3 separate regions of the Homo sapiens genome follow, and all the other regions are linked to region 2. Evidence: chromatin contacts called from ENCODE Hi-C or POLR2A ChIA-PET data. All regions are on one chromosome and are shown on one strand. Each heading gives the region's core, a stretch centred on a gene start or an enhancer-like site at or near the end of the contact. The rest is flanking DNA. Distances are from core to core; before and after follow the strand shown.

Evidence for each region. A loop is a pair of places that touch in the nucleus more often than their neighbours do. ChIA-PET counts read pairs that join two places held with the same protein, here RNA polymerase II (POLR2A). Pooled maps may share reads with other maps.
Region 1: a loop to region 2 is called in a pooled map, with 6 times the contacts of the local background. The contact joins two enhancer-like sites. A Hi-C loop is called at or near these places in 2 of 168 maps with a recorded cell type or tissue (naive thymus-derived CD4-positive, alpha-beta T cell and posterior vena cava), 1 of 37 single-sample maps with no recorded cell type and 4 of 50 pooled maps. POLR2A ChIA-PET finds 5 or more read pairs at or near these places in 3 of 52 experiments (MCF 10A, PC-9 and naive thymus-derived CD4-positive, alpha-beta T cell).
Region 3: a map of HepG2 shows a loop between it and region 2 (9-fold over the local background). The contact joins two enhancer-like sites. A Hi-C loop is called at or near these places in 6 of 168 maps with a recorded cell type or tissue (Calu3, HepG2, PC-3 and 3 more) and 1 of 50 pooled maps. POLR2A ChIA-PET finds 5 or more read pairs at or near these places in 2 of 52 experiments (MCF 10A and activated B cell).

The regions. Positions count from the first base shown.
Region 1 is chr1:218,461,037-218,465,238 of GRCh38, forward strand. No RefSeq gene overlaps it. Among named protein-coding and RNA genes, the nearest start is that of TGFB2-OT1, 21 kb to the left of the region's middle. Within about 2 kb of position 2,457, at least 23 of the 41 ENCODE cell types and tissues checked have a DNase peak (open chromatin) inside an H3K27ac peak, as active enhancers do.
Region 2 is chr1:218,424,147-218,428,493 of GRCh38, forward strand. All of the region lies in intron 2 of TGFB2 (transforming growth factor beta 2), which reads left to right. Among named protein-coding and RNA genes, the nearest start is that of TGFB2-OT1, 16 kb to the right of the region's middle. Within about 2 kb of position 1,730, at least 6 of the 41 ENCODE cell types and tissues checked have a DNase peak (open chromatin) inside an H3K27ac peak, as active enhancers do.
Region 3 is chr1:218,364,102-218,368,294 of GRCh38, forward strand. All of the region lies in intron 1 of TGFB2 (transforming growth factor beta 2), which reads left to right. Among named protein-coding and RNA genes, the nearest start is that of TGFB2-AS1, 21 kb to the left of the region's middle. Within about 2 kb of position 1,722, at least 11 of the 41 ENCODE cell types and tissues checked have a DNase peak (open chromatin) inside an H3K27ac peak, as active enhancers do.

The sequences.
Region 1 (4,202 bases), core at 1,207-3,706, 38 kb after region 2:
CATATTTATTAATCACCAATTGCATCGAGACCTTTTTAGCTCTATTAACTTCTTTACCCTTCAAAATGACTTTATGATAAAGTAGATATTATTATCATCCTCATCAAATTACATATAAAATCACCATGTTCAGGGAGTGTAAGTAATTTTGCCTGAGATCTCTGTTAGGAAGTGGCGAAGCCAGGATTTGGGTCTCTGGGTGTCTTATTGCTTACACTGCTCCGTAAAGCCCCCAAACTAGACTGCTACCTATATGTATGCTTTAATCATGTGAATTCAACTGGAAAAATGTGCTGTTTTGAAAGTCACTCAAAGAGTTAATACTGGAAATAAATGAATGGCTATGTGGAAATTTTAAAAGTTTATTATCATGGAAAATTTCAAACATATACAAAAGTAGCAAGAAGAATACAGAAGCCTCATGTATCCTTTATTCATCTACAACTGCTTTATTTACATTATTCTTCACTTTCCCTTTTCCTCCACTGGATTATTTGGAAAGAAATCCCAGATAGTGACTCAATTGACTAAGATCTTTAAAATTGTTAACACAATGATATTTCTGCTCCTGGAACATAAACATGCTTAGACAATTTTGGTAAAACCATCCAAAGAAACTGATTCCCTCTGGTTGTTAGAACTATTCAGCTGCTGTGTGTGTGTGTATATATATATATATGAGTGTGTGTGTGTGTGTATACGTATATATATGTATATACACACACACATATATGTGTATATGTATATATGTATATACACATATACACATATATGTGTGTGTGTATATACGTATATATATGTATATACACATACATATGTGTATATATAAACAGCAGCCAAATGGTTGCTGTATATATATATGGCTATATATATATATATAGCCATATATATATGTGGCTAACCGTTCACTATATATGGCTGACAGTTCACATTATCCTCAGACCCTATTAGTTCTTCTATTAGTTCTTTAGAGTATGAAATATACCCTACATAAGTGGAAAGCAAGAGATCCTCTAAAGTGTACTCCTCCGTATTTTAGATAGACTTACATTTGGGAAATAAACATGTAATTTTGCATGTCCCAAGTGAACCTCAACAGAGTGCTCTAGATCAGCATAAATGTATTAAACTTTCAGGTGCTATTACTTTCTTTTCCGTTGCAGATTTTATATGCAGTATCACATAAGTGAGCTTTTTCCATTCTCTTCAACGGAGTCTCTGTCCATTTTTTCAGAGGCTGGTTGTTGGTAGTAACAGCAGGAACATCGCCAGCATTTTACCATGACGCCCTCAAGAGTTCAAGACTGGTTTGGAGAAACATCCAACATTTAAATGTGTATAGAAAAACTTTCAACCACCCCAGCAATTTTTACAAAAGTTTTAGGAGAAAGCCTTATCAAGAATGATCTTTTATCTGGGGGAAACTGTTACAATTTTACTCTTCAGCATGATTTGGGTTTTGATCAAAACTAGAGATTGTGACAGTGGGATTTTATGCAGAGGTCTGAGGTGTATATGCACATGTGTGTGCATGTTTGTGCACATGCACGAACATACCAGACCAAGCAGGTGGGTGGAGAGTGATTTGTAAAAGTGACAGGAGGGGCACATGAGTGAGAACCATTTTGGTGTCTGTAGCTTTATGTACTTGGGGATGTCAGGTCTAAAAATAACTCTCCTTTGGAACCATTGTTGTTTATCTGTATCCTGGGTTTTCCCATTCTTAAAAATACCCTGACATACATAAAAAGACTGTATTCCAAAGGTTAATGCCCATTAATCCGAAGGGAGTGGTGAGTAAATTCCTTATATATCAGTCTAAGAATAGGTCTTGGAGCTATTCAAGTGTGTGCCATCATGTGAGCAGTTTCTTCTTTTTTTAAAGGAAGCAAATGGTAATGGTTGGGGAAGAAAAGGAATAAACGGTAAAAAAAAATGGATAAAAGGGTTTGGATAAAATAAAATTTACCCTAAACATGTCTCTGTGGCTTGAAAGAATCACTGCATAGAAAAGGTTTTATCTGGGGAGGGGTTGTGGGGGGAGAAGTTGTCTGAGAATATTTTCCCCGCTGTGGCATTTCCCATTGGAGCCTAACCCAAAACTCTGAAAATCCAAGGAAAGTGAGCACTTTTATTTTATTTCTTTCTTTTTTAAGGCTGCTTTGCACTGTGATTTTTTTGACTCAAGGGATTCTGATTCTTTCCTCTGCATGCAAGGATAACAGGCCCTAGCCATGTCCAGCTTGCCCCCTCAACACAGGTCAGAATCCCTTTCGGATTTCTGTTTCCAACAGAATGTCTGGCAACCAGACTTTCTGAATCAGCGTTGTTTCTGCACCGCTGCTCCCGACACGCTGGAGGCCAGGCAAAGAGCAAAATACAAAGAATTGAAACTAATTCCGCAAGGCTGCTAAAGGTTTCAGATACAGCCCAGTTTCCTCTCTGAATCCGTTGTTCTCCTCTGTGCCCCTTTATGCTTCTGGGCACCACACTCTAGGCGAAAGAGTCTCCTGGGACCAACACCTAACCAGGTTTCCTCACAGTACCTGTTTGTATGGTGAGTTAAAAACAAGCAAAATTTAAAAACGGTGTACATCTGGACAAGTTGGAAAGGTCAAATGGATTTTTTTTTTTTAAGGATGTATTTCTGCATGACTCACTGGGCCTTCTCACTTCCTGCTAGAATTATTACAAAATATATCTGGAAGACAGTGAGCCCGCTGATGACTTCCCTTCACGGACTACACACAGGCCTGCTGTGGTATCAGGCGCCCCTTGGCCAGCTGCCCTCTTTCTTGGTCCCCTCTCCAGGGTCACTAGCAAAGACACAGACTGGCCACAGATAACAATTACTTCTCCCAAGCTGGCTTGTTCCATTAAGCATTTTGGGAAAACCAAATGGCTATTGATGATGATTGAGATTTTGCTCATGTGCAGCCCTAAAGGGCGGGAAAAACACCACTCTGGAAAGGTATTGGATGATAGCTGTGAATGACATTTCTTATGACGACTGCTATTTTGAAATGTGCTTTGTAATAATATTTCAGGCACTCAGTTTAAATTTCAAGTTCTCAAGCAAAATTATATACAGTAAGGAGGAAACTTTCTGCTCCCCTTGCAAATTTTTGTTGGTGGTATTCTCATAATTCTATTTTTTTTCTTATAGGACAAATTTATGTGTCTTCTGAGATATTATTATTATTATTATTATTATTTTTAGAGGGAGTCTTGCTCTGTCCTTCAGGCTGGCGTGCAGTGGCGCTATCTCGGCTCACTGCAACCTCCGCCTCCCGGGTTCAAGCAATTCTGCTGCCTCAGCCTCCCGAGTAGCTAGGATTACAGACAAGAGCCACCACACCCTGCTAATTTTTGTATTTTAGTAGAGATAGGGTTTCACCACTTTGGCCAGGCTGGTCTGGAACTCCTGACCTCAAGTGATCCGCCCGCCTCGGCCTCCCAAAATGCTAAGATTACAGGCCTGAGCCACTACACCCGGCCCTGAGATATTATTTAGATGTCTCCTGAGATAATTAGTTGTATGTTCCCACCCCTCCTCTTTATTTGTAGTATTTTCAAAGACAGATCTATTTTAAAATGTCACCAATTTAGATAAAGATGGGAACCTTTTAAGTACTTATAAAACATTAGTGTTCATGCAAAAAATAAATGTTATAACAACAGTTATGCTATATCCAGTCCCAGGCCCACCTCTTCTCTTAGATCCTCCTCTTGCCCAGTCCTTGGAATTATTTATTCACATCCAGTGCTGCCAGCTCACCACTCTGAATCTTTAGCCCTAACCTCTCCCCTGAGCATTGTTCACCCATCTCTAAGGGTCAGTTGAATAATTCACTTACATGACCAGTCACCTAAACCTTACGGTTCTCACCTGAGGTGATTTTGCCCCTCAGGGGATATTTGACAATTTCTGGAGGTTTTTTGGTTGTGGAAACTTAAGGGAAAGGTGCTATTAGCATGGTGGGTAGAGGCCAGGGCTGTTGCTAGATACCCTAGAATGCATGAGAAAGGCCCTCATGACAAGGAATTCTCTGACTCACAATATCCATAGTGCCTAGATTGAGAAATCTTGCCTTAATCTAAGAAGAAATTTATTCAGTTTTTCTCCTAAATCCCACTTTTTCCATTAAACATTTTTTTCTGAGTGGGGAGCAGTGGCTCATGCCTGTCATCCCAGCACTTTG
Region 2 (4,347 bases), core at 480-2,979:
TTCAGAAATGGCCACCAGGAAGGAGGTAACTAAGAAGCCAGCAACAGGTTCTGGTTTTGGCCTTATGATTTTAACATTGTTATCACCAACATGATGAAGACATTGGCTGCACTGTTGCTAGTGCTCTGTGGCTCCGAAGAGTAGCTTATACATTGAATAGCAAACTGAAAATTCAGAGAGATTCCAAAAGGCTAAAACTTGGGTCAGATAATAGAGTTCAACATTAACAGATATATATGTGTAATTTGCATTTATGTTTGAAAAATGAATTATATAAATACAGGCTACAGCAGTGGTTCTCAGAGTAATCCCTGGTTAGCAGCTTCTACATCACCTGGGAACTTGTTAGAAATGCAGATTCTTGGGCCTCCACCTCATCCTATTAAATCAGAGGCTCTGGGGATGGGGCTTAGCAATCTGTGTTAATGAGCACTCCAGATGTTTCTGAAGCAGGCTAACATTGGAGACCACTGGGCTAGAAAGACCAACCCTCCTCCCTTCTTGCTTTGCATTATTTCTTTCTCTTTATTCCACCTCATTCCAGAAAGGATTTGGAGTGGAAAAATCTGACTTAACAACAGTTTGTGAATAAGAACAAAGGTTTTATTTTACAAAAAAATTTCTGTGACTCAATGATGTGTTGTGGCTGCTGCCAAAAGTAAATAGTTTGCATTAAAAGTAGTGACCAGAACAAGGGAAGCAATAGCTACTCCCCTCTTCACATTTGACAGGTTCTGTATATCTCCATATTCTGTTAGACCATATCTGGAGTTTGTTGAGGAACTAATTTTAAGAAGACATTGGAAAGGGTTTTAACAAGGATGGTGACACACCTTGAACTTTTGCCTTAAAGGGATCAGTTGAGGGAAGCCACCTCTTGTGACTAGAGCCTGACATGGAAAAGAAAGAATTTTACATCTTGCTCCAGAGGGCGAAAAACAATATTGGAAAGCCTTCTCCACTGGTATTAAGAGGGAAAGACATTAGTCCAGGCTCTTCCTGAAGGGCTTTGTTAACACACCTAAGTGCTTCAGGCTTCCGTTTTTTGTTTGTTTGTTTGTTTGTTTTTGTTTTTTATTTAGTTGGAGTCTTGCTCCATCACGGAGGCTGGAGTGCAGTGGTGTGTTCTCGGCTCACCACAAGCTCCGTCTCCTGGGTTCACGCCATTCTCCTGCCTCAGCCTCCCGAGTAGCTGGGATTACAGGTGCCAGCCACCACGCCCGGCTAATTTTTTGTATTTTTAGTAGAGACGGGATTTCACCGTGTTAGCCAGGATGGTCTTGATCTCCTGACCTCATAATCTGCCCACCTCAGCCTCCCAAAGTGCTAGGATTACAGATGTGAGCCACCGTGCCCGACCTGGTCTTCTGTTTCTTTTAGAATGCAGATAATAAGGGCCATGATGTTCATCCCACAAGATTTCTGTGAAGGGCTAAAAACATGGCAAAAAGTTCAAATATTTGAAAAACTACAATGGTTGTACAAATATGAGGCAATGGCGCTATTATTAAGGAAGACTAGTTGATGGAAATTTTAAGTCCAAGATAATGGAGAATCTCAACAATATGGATTGTCCAAAAGGGGGACGACCTTTCTCATTAAATAGTGAGTTCACGGTCATGAGAGGCCTTTAGACAAAGAGATGTTAGAGAATGAACTGTATGGGATTGAAGCAGATGGTTTCAAAGTGCCTTGCCAATGCCAGTATTTCATAATGCTGAAGTGAATGACTTGAGGTCAGGCAGATCTGAGAGACTCGTGCTCACAGCCAGCAGAGTGAATGTTTGATTCATCATTTGTTCATCACTACTTGCAAGTCACTGCAAACATTTAAAACATTTAAATACATTTAAACACTGAACACACTTAAAGATATTTAATGATTAAACATATTTAAAGCGTTAAAAACATTAAATGCATTTAAAAACAAGATGGGCCCACACTAATGAACCTGGTGTCAATTTTTCTCTACAGCACTATAGTTAAATTCCCTTTGCATTAGAAGTCTGATTGAATAGCCCCATGGTCTCCTGTGGATCTGTTGATGTATGAATTTGGAAAGTAACATTGAATTCCCAATGCTTTCTTATAACTCTTTGCAATGTCTCATAGACGTGTAAGAGATGTTGCCCTTAGTGTCTAACCCAAGTCCTGAGTTGTTTTACAGCATTTTTATTTTAAGGTTAAGATTTCTTCTGGCTATAATTTTGCATCTAGACTTCTACTTGTTTTTTCCCCCCTCAAACTATTGGGTAACATCAGTGACTTTCACCTTTATCCACTGCCCAGTTGGCTGCTTTCCAATGGCAGAGAAATGAATGGATGCTTTTGTGTAGGGAGTTGTGTAATTCAATGAAGAGCTTGGAGCCTTGCTGAAGGCGATATGTGGGTATTTCACACATATTATATCTAATGATTATATATCAGTAATGTAATGAAGGTGGCATTCAAACATCACTGTGGGTGGCAGCTAAGCCAAAGACAGCTAAATCTTATTTTTAATACATGAGAAGCCCCCTTTTCTAATTCAATCAGAAACAGTTGTTGGTCAGTTAAAGATTAAAAAATCAGTTAAAGCCAGGGATTAGAAAAACATAGGAGAGAGAAACAGAAAGAGAGAGATGCAAACCTTAAATTTTTAAAACTTAAAACAAATATATATGTATGTACATATGGATGTATACATACACATTCACATGCTGAGGCTGAGTTCTTTTTGTGAAAGGCCAAGGACTTTTCTTTGACATGGATGTGCCAATTACCAATCCATGTCATTTTGTTTTGTATAAATCACATTTATAGTGCATCATCTACAATTTCTATTTTTATTTTTCTGAAGTAGAGATGTTTAAGGACAATTGCTGAGCAACCTGAGTGTAGGATTCTTCTAACTTTTTATCGTATTATTTCTTCTGTAGCTGTCTCTCTCACACCTAAAATTAGAAAAAAAATTATTGTGATAAAATATACATAATATAAACATTACAGTTTAACCATCCTTTAAGTATACAAGTCAGCAGCATTAAGTACATTCACCACAATATTGTATAGCCATCACCACTATCCATTTCTAGAACTTTTTTTATCGCCAGCAGAAACTCTGTACCCATTAAACAATACCTTCTAATTACCTTCTACACCCCTACTAACCTCTAACCTCTATTCTGCTTCTTTTTTTTCTTCTTATTTATTTATTTTATTATTATACTTTAAGTTCTAGGGTACATGTGCACAATGTGCAGGTTTGTTACATATGTATACATGTGCCATGTTGGTGTGCTGCACCCATTAACTTGTCATTTACATTAGGTATATCTCCTAATGCTATCCCTCCCCTCTCCCCCCACCTCAGGACAAGCCCCAGTGTGTGATGTTCCCCTTCCTGTGTCCAAGTGTTCTCATTGTTCAATTCCCACCTATGAGTGAGAACATGCGGTGTTTGGTTTTCTGTCCTTGCGATAGTTTGCTGAGAATGATGGTTTCTAGCTTCATCCATGTCCCTACAGAAGACATGAACTCATCCTTTTTTTGACTGTGTAGTATTCCATGGTGTATATGTGCCACATTTTCTTAATCCAGTCTATCATTGATGGGCATTTGGGTTGGTTCCAAGTCTTTGCTATTGTGAATAGTGCCGCAATAAACATTCGTGTGCATGTGTCTTTATAGCAGCATGATTTATAATCCTTTGGGTATATACCCAGTAATGGGATGGCTGGGTCAAATGGTATTTCTACTTCTAGACCCTTGAGGAATTGCCACACTGTCTTCCACAATGGTTGAACTAGTTTACAGTCCCACCAACAGTGTAAAAGTGTTCCTATTTCTCCACATCCTCTCCAGCACCTGTTGTTTCCTGACTTTTTAATGACTGCCATTCTAACTGGTGTGAGATGGTATCTCATTGTGGTTTTGATTTGCATTTCTCTGATGGCCAGTGATGATGAGCATTTTTTCATGTATCTGTTGGCTGCATAAATGTCTTCTTTTGAGAAGTGTCTGTTCATATCCTTTGCCTACTTTTTGATGGGGTTGTTTGATTTTTTCTTGTAAATTTGTTTAAGTTCTTTGTAGATTCTGGATATTAGCCCTTTGTCAGATGGGTAGATTGCAAAAATTTTCTCCCATTCTGTAGGTTGCCTGTTCACTTTGATGGTAGTTTCTTTTTGCTGTGCAGAAGCTCTTTAGTTTAATTAGATCCCATTTGCCAATTTTGGCTTTTGTTGCCATTGCTTTTGGTGTTTTAGACATGAAGTCCTTGCCCATGCCCATGTCCTGAATGGTATTGCCTGGGTTTTCTTCTAGGGCTTTTATGGTTTTAGGTCTAACATTTAAGTCTTTAATCCA
Region 3 (4,193 bases), core at 472-2,971, 60 kb before region 2:
TGGACGCCCCTGCTCTAGAGGGAGACCTGTCGGGGAGTTATGCTGCTGATTATTTGTGACCTTTGTATTGACATGTCTCGTTTGCTTAAGGAAATGGATCGTCATGGGTCAGGCCCTCAGCCAACTGGACCTGTGAGCTTGCCACTTGCTCAAACCACTTAGCCCTGACCCTCGGAGCAGGTGCAAGCTCCTCAGAGCCAGCACCAGGTGTTAGGCTGAGGGGTACAAAAGCCAGAAGTCCTCAACCCTTTCTTATTGGGAACACTGATTAATTCAGCCATTTATTGAATGCTTACTATATGCTGGACGATGAGTCCACAACAAAGAATAGAGCTTGGGTGATCCTGACGCTCAAGGAATTCAGTGGCTAAAGTTATCCCTGAACCATGCTCAGGAAAAAAGGAAACAGACTTGCAATCCTGGCATTGGTTCACTGCATATTTTTGAGGCCCTGAGAAGGTTTGGATTATGTTGATTCTAAGTGTGGGTGGAGGTCCCGGCTAGAGACAAAAGAAATGTTTTTATTATCCTAGGAAAAGCCTAGGTCACTGGATACCCTATTCTGCAATGTATCATGCCTACACATTGTTGGTTAGAAATCAGTATAGTTTATTTACAGTGGCCTAAGCTGGGGTTTCCTCAAAAAGAACTCATTCTGTTGAGAATATACGTTGATTTTAGTACAGAGAGCCTCAAAGTGGCTACAAGCTGCAATGTGAATAAAAAGAGTGAAAAGTTTAATCATGCCTTTAAAGCTCCCGTTTGTGAGTCATTACGTTTTGTTTTTATACTCTAAATTCTAATTTTATTTCACTAGCTCAACCAAGGAGTTAAACATCTGATTTTTTCCCCCTAGCTAACTGGCTATTTGGAAAGGAAAACGGGAGGGAATGAGAGAAAGAAAACATTTGTTGAATACCCCCTATGTCCCTGGTACTTAAGACACATCATCCTAATTTTCCCCACATTGGTTGGTCAGGGAGGGCCAGAATGACGATCCCCATTTTTTAGGAAATCGTGGTTTGGAGAGGTAAACACCTTGTCCTTGGTCACAGAGCTGGCTGGTGACAGAGCCAAAATCTGAATTCAGGTCTGGCCCAGATGCCACCATACCACAGAGACCCCAAACTTTTCCCCCCTTTTTTGGCTTTTCCTTTGGAATCCTGTCCTGTTAATTTTGTAACTTTCTTGCCTACTACTTGGGATTAATTTCCTTTTCATCTTTTCCTCCCATAGTAAACAAAGTGAGAGGCCTACCCTGGTTCTTCGGGCGGTTTTTCTTCTCAGACACTCCTCACTTGGGGTTATTTTCGGTCACTTAATTGCTGCGAGCTTCTGTCTTCCTTTGGTGAAAAAGCATTGGAAACCCACCCTGCTCCTCAGCGAGTCAGGGAAAATCAGGAGTGTCTGAGGGTGTGGAAGGGGAGATGGGGCGCAAGCTCCACATAGATTCCCATAACAGTGGGAGGCTCTTCCACCTTGCCTAGCTCGCAGGCTCTGGAAAAACCCTGCAGACCCCTTTCAGACCTTCCCTGCAAGGCTGCTGAGCAGTGGGGCTCTGCATTTTTTTTTTTTTTTGTCTCTGTTCTTAGAAATAGTAATTGAGTAAAAATGTAAGTGAGTGTATGCCAGGGGGCAGGCATCCAGGGTCAGGGTGAATTTCTCCATGCTGAGTGTGATTCTGAACACTCGTTAAGTGAAGTTGGCCTGTGCCAAGCAGCTCCAGGGCCATCCCTGTCACCTTGCGTGAACCGCCTCTCCATTCCAAGGAGATGTTGGGAGCGGCTGAAGTGAGCGTGAGGCCTGTGGCGCCTCTTGCTTTTCTCACTCTAACCTGGGTGTTGTTGATAACGACGTGTTCTGACACTGACAATTGGACTGGCAGCTCTGATGCTGCATCAGCTTTAAATTAAATACCCTGGAGGAGAAAATAGTCCATGCTCCTCACAGCCATGTGACTGCGAAATCATTTTTCTCTTTTCAAGCTTATTATCCCCAATAATATTGGTTAAGATGTGGTTAGCCTGCCTAAAGGTTTTCCTATTAAGACATAAGAATCCAGTGTGTAAGCAGTAGAGATAAGTCTCTCTATGAAGGAATGGATTAATAGTCATGAAGGCAAATATAATTTTTTAAAAAGAGTATTTACTGAATAAGAGGCTTTTAAGTAACTTGGTTAAGATTTAAAGGTGGTATTTCTCTCTCTCTCTCTTTTTTTAGAGACAGAGACAAGGTCTCTCTGTTGTCCAGGCTGGAGTGTGGTAGCATGATCATAGCTCACTGTAACCTCTAACTCCTGGGCTGAAGCAATCCTCCCACCCCAGCCTCCTGAGTAGCTAGGACCACAAGTGTGCACCACCACACTGGCTAATTAAAAAAAAAATTTTTTTTTAGAGATGGGGTCTTGCTATATTGCCCAGGCTGGGCTCAAACTTCTGACCTCACACAGTCCTCCTGCCTCAGCCTTCTGAAGTGCAGCGATTATAAGACATGAGCCACTGCGCCTGACCCGAGGTGGTGTTTCTCAAAGTGTGATATGCATTTCTGTCTCCTGGGACATCCATCAGATTTCTTGGCCCCATTTCAGAGCTGCCAAGTCAGAATCACTGGGGTGGGTGGAGCTGAGGACTCTGCACATTTTAAACAGGCACTGCAGGTGCTTCTGACGTCACTAAAGTTTGCAGCTGCTCAAGTCAAAGGATGCTCTGATTATGCACATCTGTTTACTCAGTCATACCACATGGATGGATTCAGATCCAGTGGACTCTCTGTTTGATCAGCTGGTCCTTCAAGTGTGACCCTGAACCTACAGCCCCTGTGGAGTTTTTGCCACGTGCTTTCCATTTTCCCAAATGCAGGCAAATATTGAGGTAGTTTTTAATAATATTACTTGTTATTAAGAGTACCACACATACCCTCTGCTCACTGTTCATCACAGAGGAGAACAATGAGTGTGCAAGGAAGTAAATTAATCGTGTGTGGGTGTTGGATGTTATGTATTTCTGCACTCAGATGCCTTCAACCGGGCAACGGTGGAGTGGGGAAGGGACTTTCAAAGCTAGTGTTTAATGCATAAGTGACACATACCATGTATAAGGTAATATGTAATTCCCTGAGGTAGCATTTGGCCAAAGCGCTGCTGACCTCTTGGTGGCCTGAATCGTGTTCTGAGACATTCCATGGGGTAAGGACCTAGCAAACAATGGAATGTAAACTTTACTATCTCAGCCAAACTCAGCTTTGGGTAACTGCAGGTTTCTCTTTCCAAACAGTGTTTTGTTCAACCAGAGGCATTAGAGCAGGCAAGAATCTGACCAACCTATTAAGAAGCAAAGTTAATGATAAATCACTTGGTATTTTCTTTGTGCAACCCTGTGCCCCCTGGTATTCTGATGTTTTTGAACCACCTAATACTTTGAAGACAACTGTACAGTATGGATATTCTATAACTACCGTAGATTTTTTGGCTATTGAACTATTTACAGAAATACCCAGTTCTCGTATGTGGTCTACATCACTAAATAATCTGATTGAAGTGTGAGAAGAATGACTTGATAGTGTTCATTTTACCTCCGCATAAGTCTTCAGTTAAAAGAGCTGTACATTAACTGCAAATACAGATATAATTTTAAGATAAATGTCAAATGCATGTAGAGACCTTTGGAAGAGAAAGGTGAAGAGAGGACGTTCATTTTTTTTCTTCTTCTTCTTTTTGAGATGGAGTCTCGCTCCTCGCTCTGTCACCAGGCTAGAAGGCAGTGGTCCATCTCAGCTTACTGCAACCTCCGCCTCCCAGGTTCAAGCAATTCTCCTGCCTCAGCCTCCTGAGTAGCTGGGACTACAGCCGCACGCCGCCACTCCCAGCTAATTTTTGTATTTTTAGTAGCGACAGGGTCTCACCATCTTGGCAAGTATGGTCTCGATCTCTTGACCTCGTGATCCGCCTGCCTCAGCCTCCCAAAGTGCTGGAATCACAGGCATGAGCCACCGTGCCCGGCTGAAGAGAGGACATTCTTATGATATATTAGTTCATTCAGCTGTATTTATTTTATTTTATTTTGAGACGGAGTTTCACTCTTGTTGCCCAGGCTGGAGTACAGCAGCGTGATCTCGGCTCACTGCGACCTCCACCACCCGGGTTCAAGCAATTCTCCTGCCTGAATCTCCCGAGTAGCTGGGATTACAGGCACACA